Regions from separate parts of the Mus musculus genome. Here region 1 is linked to region 2. Evidence: chromatin contacts called from ENCODE Hi-C data. All regions are on one chromosome and are shown on one strand. Each heading gives the region's core, a stretch centred on a gene start or an enhancer-like site at or near the end of the contact. The rest is flanking DNA. Distances are from core to core; before and after follow the strand shown.

Region 1 (2,700 bases), core at 195-2,694, 250 kb before region 2:
TCACAGGGCCCCCAATGGAGGAGCTAGAGAAAGTACCCAAGGAGCTAAAGGGATCTGCAACCCTATAGGTGCAACAACAATATGAACTAACCAGTACCCCTGGAGCTCGTGTCTCTAGCTGCATATGTAGCAGAAGATGGCCTAGTCCGCCATCTGTGGAAAGAGAGGCCCATTGGTCTTGCAAACTTTATATGCCTTAGTACAGGGGAATGCCAGGGCCAAGAAGTGGGAGTGGGTGGGTAGGGGAATGGCAGGGGGAGGGTATAGGGGAAGTTGGGATAGCATTGGAAATGTAAATGAAGAAAATACCTAATAAAAAATAAGAATAAAAAAATAGAGTACTGGAGTCCCTGTGAAACTGGATCCTGTCACTGGGATCAGTAGAGTGGTTTGAACCGGGATCCAGGAAGTATATGTGTTGACACCTTAACCCTAATTCCTGTTCATGGACCTCAGAGGATTGGAGGTGGCTAAGCTTGGCTATGGTTATCAGGGTGACATCCATGGGAGACTTGAGGGGTTTTGGAAGAGCAGATGAGAGAAGAAGTGGACACTTTCTAGCTCCATGCTACACCACACACTTCATTATGACTACTTAACATGAAGCCCTCATTGGACACCAAGCAGAGACCAGGCCCTGGTTCATACTCTTGGACCTCTCAGGCCCCCATGAGCTAAATAAACTTCTCTCCTTTATAAATTACTCAGCCTTTACCTTTTGTTCTTAAATCAACGGAAAGTAGCCAAAGGTCAGAAACATGGCCAGGACCCACCCAAAGGATTTGGTCCCTTTGAAGACTGCAGTTTAACACAACTGTCACTGCCAACTCCTTCCTAAATTACGTTCTTCATCCACCCGGTACCCAGGGCACTCAGCATGATCTGCAGTGGAAGGGAACAGCTCGTAAGAAAGGATGCGGCATCTCCCTGAACAGCTCTATTTAACAGTACCATTGCGGGCCGGAGAGGTGGCTCAGGGGTTAAGAGCACTTGCTCCTCTTCCAGGGGACCTGGGTTCAATTCCTAGCACCCACACAGAGGCTCACAACTGTCTTTAACTCCAGCCCTAGGGGATCTGATGCCTTCTTCTGTCCCCTACTACCCACACATAGACATCCGTGCAGGCAAATATTCACACATATTAAAAATAATTTTTAAAGTAACATAGCATAAGAGTTTTACTAGTTTTCAGACTAAATTCCACAATTTTAAGGTTCTGTCTGAGGTAACAAGAGGCTGTCCTGCCGGTGACACAGGCTTAACTGCCTGCTTAAGCCAGCCTTGGAATCAGCATGGTCCTGTGGCTCTGTAAAGGGCCACACTGGGGACAGCGAGGGAGCACAGAGTCTGTTTTGCCTGCTCACTTCTCTGAGGAGAGACTCCAGAGATCTGCCTGCAAAGACACATTCCTGCCATAGCCTGGGTGCGCTTGCCCTTTAAGGCGGGACTGGATCCAGCGTGAATCGCAGACTGTGCCGAAGACCTTGTCCAGTATAAGCAGAGCAGGCCTGGAGTTTTAGTATTTGGGTGTTCCAAGGCAACATTTTGCTGAGAAGTATTAAAGTGTAACCAAATCTTACAGAGAACACACTGTTCCTGCAATATTTCCAGGGCATCTGATCAATGGGGGATATGAGAAAGAGAAATAAACAAAAAATAAAAAATAAAAAAAAGACAGAGAACGGAGCAGGCAAGCGTGCTCACAGGAAACCAAGCAGAGCAGAGGAAATGATTCTCAAAGTAAATACAGATAGCCGAGGAGAGAAAGCTATGTCTGTCTGTCTTGCTCTGAGCCTGGGTCAGGCTACGGGAGTCTGGTGGGGCTATGCTGGGGATTTTTATCTGGAGCCTCCTCTCTCCATAAGCTCAGCTGTCAGAGGCAATGCCAGGAGCAGCCAAGACAAAACCCAGTCAGGGAAGGAGGTACGGTTGCAGGATAAAACAGTATGGGAGCTGAGGGCTGGCTGCCAGCAGGCCAGGCATCCCTGAGACCCAGCAGGAATTTTACTTGAAAGAAAGCAGGGCTCTTGGTGAAGGGTGTGGATCCGATCATTGATGTGAACTCAGGGGACTCACCCAAGAGGACTCACCCAAGAGGACTCACCCAAGAGAACTCTGTGGCTTAAGTCTTGTCAGTGCTAGAATAGTTTCCTACTCACTGGGCCCCAGAACACACAGAATACCTTCTGGTATCAGGGACATGTGTAGAACATGACACCTACAGAGGGCGGGCTCTCGTCCTCAACAGCATTGACACAGGGTCACATTGTTCCTGGCTGTGGGACAGTCATGGGGATTTTTATGGCAGTGGGCAGCAGCCATGGCTTCTTCACAGATACTAATAATACTTCCCCTATAGTGTCCCCCCCCAACCCCGACCCCCAATGAGTTTAGACGTTGTCCCTGGGGATTGGTAGGAATGGTCACAATCACCACTGGTTGAGAAACCATGCTACAGATGAAGGAACCTCAACCCAGAAAACACACATGGTACCTCTGAGGCTGTGCAGGGAGAAGCTGCGAAACCAGATCCTCAGAGAACCGGATCTATCTGGAGCTTTTGTCTTGCAACAGAAAAAGACCACCCTGTCCGGTCAGCCCTGAGCAGTCGGGAGCCTGGACTCCACGTCTTCTTTGCTGTCTCTCTGTCAACTCTGTTGCTCCATATCTTTGAGTCTTGATGTATCAAAATGGGTTTTG
Region 2 (2,700 bases), core at 147-2,646:
AGACCTGTATCATTAATACCCTGGGTCTCTACTGTGTGTGCAAAATTATCTCCATGAAAACCAAATGAGAGTTCCCTCTGGGGCTCAGACTTAGAGAAGTACCTTGCATGCCTGGAATTTGGGACCCAGGGCTGGCACTTGGAGCTACGCTGCTCAAGGCCCAGCCTCTCATCGGGCATCACCTCGAAATGGAGGGAAACTGAACAGAGGAAAAGGAAGACCCAAGTAAGGAAAGGAAGGCCAGGCCCTGCCTGGGGATCCCAGGAAGACTAAGGCTTCACTTCTCAGCAAGTAAAACAGATAGAACGAAGAGGTCAATAGGTGGAGGTGAACAGAAGAGCTCACACCCACAGAATCATCTTGTCTTTATTGTCTGTCCCCTGACCATGTGACTTCTGGAGGCTGAAGGGCTGTGTAATATCCCCCTCCGGGGGCTGGCCAGGAGGAGGCAGGATCTTGGGTAGTCACAAGTTACTCTTCATGGATTCAAAGAGTAATTATCCCTAGCAGGGTGACTTGGCCCATTTCTTTGAGTGGAGCTCGGAAAGGCTACCAGTAGGCTTTATTGGTACAAACAATGAACAGATAGCTGCCCACAGGCCACAGCTCTGCTGAGTGAGGAAATTCTCCTCCTTTGCTCTCCACAAAACTTCCTAATGCAAGCGAGCGTGGGAACTGGTGCCAGTGTGAAGAGAACGCCACTGTTTCCTCTACTTACCAAGAGATGTCCATGCTAAGCCTATCCGCCAAGGGGAAAGCCAAGGACAACATCATTTGGGTTTTGATCAAAGTGGTCTTTTCATCCCACAATTAAAACGTGTCATACTGTTCCCAAGCTTTGAGATGTCAGTAGGTTGCCAGCCTAGCCCTCCCAGGATCAGCCACTCACGGAAAAGGGCTCTTGGTCTTCTTTTCTAACTTTTCTGTCTCACTTGCTTTCACCAAGAACCCAGCTCTCCCGAGCTGGTGCCCAGCATTTAAGTGATGAGAGCCGCATCCGGGCTCAGCAGCAAGTTGGTGCCAACGTTGAATTGCTGTTGAATAAACAGCAAGGCAATCTTTATCTAAATAATCAGTTGTTCCTCAAACCACAAATAACAACAGGATCTGAAAGCCACCAAATCCGCACAGGACAGAGAGAGCAAGAAAAGACTGAGGCAGGGGATTTCTGTTTGCTTGTTTGTTGTGCTTTTTTTTCTCTTACAGCCCCTCTCTGCTAAGCTCTGCTCAACTGTTTCCTTACACAGCCTGGGGGAGGGCAGGTGGAGGGCAGGAAGGGCATAGCTCAGAAAGTTTAAAAAAAAAAAATTGACATCACTTAAGTCACGTGATTGGCAAGAGCCAATGGCGGTGGGCTGTGGAAAGGGGAACAGTTAAATTTGTAATTTGGGTTGTGTGAAAACTTCTTTGGACCTCATAAACAACCACAGAACCACAAGTTGGGTAGCCTGGCAGTGTCAGAAGTGTAAGCCCAGCACAGTGGTCAGCAGGCAGGACGAATCACACTGAATGCAAACCACAGGCTTTCGCAGAGCGGTGAGCAGTTCAACCCACAGCATAGGCGGTGCTTTCGTCTTTTTTTTTTCCTTTTTTTAATCTTTAACAATTTGAATATTTGTTTCTGCAATAATTCTTTCCCCCACCCCCACCCCATAGGACCCATGGAGTACCAGAAGTGTTAGGGTTGGGGGTAGAAAGAGACGTGGGGAGCCATGGTGGGAGGTGAGGTCAGAGTAAGTGACATTTCTTGGTTTTTGCTCTGAAGGTGAAAGAAATTATAGAATCCCCCGCCTTCAGGAGAGGTGCGTTTTCGAAAGGAAACGATGGCTTCAGACAGCATTTTTGAGTCATTTCCTTCATATCCACAGTGCTTCATGAGAGGTGAGTACGCTGGTCTTTTTTATATCTGATTTTGCTCAGCTTTGCGCAGACTAAGATGGCAGCCCGTGGACCCTCCGGTGCCTGCCTGAAGTCCCTGCCTGCTTGTGGGGGGAGGAATTCAAACAGAGGCTGTTGACTCTGAGACCACGAGATTATTATTTGTCAGACGCCGTGCTGCGGGGATGTTTTAATAAATGCTTAGGCTGTTGAAATATTTGGTCGCTGGGTGAAAGTTGTGTCAAGTGCTCTGAGCCGCTCTCAGTTAAAGTCCCAGAGATTAGAAGGCTGGCGCGGAGGACACTCTTTGGGTTTTATCTGGCTGTGCCTTGCTCTGAATGATTCGCTTGCACTTACTCTGATGGCAGCAAGCTGTCTGGCCCTGGTTCTGAGTTTGGCTTGCCCCTGGGTTTAGCAGGCTCAGTACTTAGCTGGCCGGAAGAGCCGGTGCCAGCAGAGTGGTCTCCGAGAGGCAGCTCACAGGTATACCTTGGATCAGTGCGGAGATTTCAGGGCCAAAGTGGCAAGTCCACAGAGGGCAGGATTTGGGCAGACTCGTTCTGGGAAAAGCCATCAGAAGATGCTGTGTTGTGCTGTGGTTTTTCTTTCAGCCTCAATTGAAAGAGGCAGCCGGCATTGCTCAAGACAGAAAGCCAGCAAGTTGTGGTACACAGTCTCTCTCAGAAAGAACTATGAAGCCATTTCCTAAGTCCACGCACTGTCACAGCAGAAATTACTAGATTACAGACTTATGGGTTGGCACCACGTAGGTCCCTGAACCTTCCTGCATTTTTTACAGCGGCCTTATGGAACTTACAATGC

Evidence for each region. A loop is a pair of places that touch in the nucleus more often than their neighbours do.
Region 1: a map of heart shows a loop between it and region 2 (2.5-fold over the local background). The contact joins the enhancer-like site here to the promoter of Runx1 in region 2. A Hi-C loop is called at or near these places in 1 of 37 maps with a recorded cell type or tissue (heart).

Annotation. Positions count from the first base shown.
Region 1 is chr16:93,071,102-93,073,801 of GRCm38, reverse strand. No RefSeq gene overlaps it. Among named protein-coding and RNA genes, the nearest start is that of Gm30474, 60 kb to the left of the region's middle. Within about 2 kb of position 1,444, at least 2 of the 3 ENCODE cell types and tissues checked have a DNase peak (open chromatin) inside an H3K27ac peak, as active enhancers do; they include heart, where a contact is called at or near this core.
Region 2 is chr16:92,824,770-92,827,469 of GRCm38, reverse strand. Runx1 (runt related transcription factor 1) reads left to right here and starts at 1,396. Exons shown (of 8, transcript NM_001111021.2): 1 at 1,396-1,536; 2 at 1,766-1,881. The coding sequence starts at 1,824.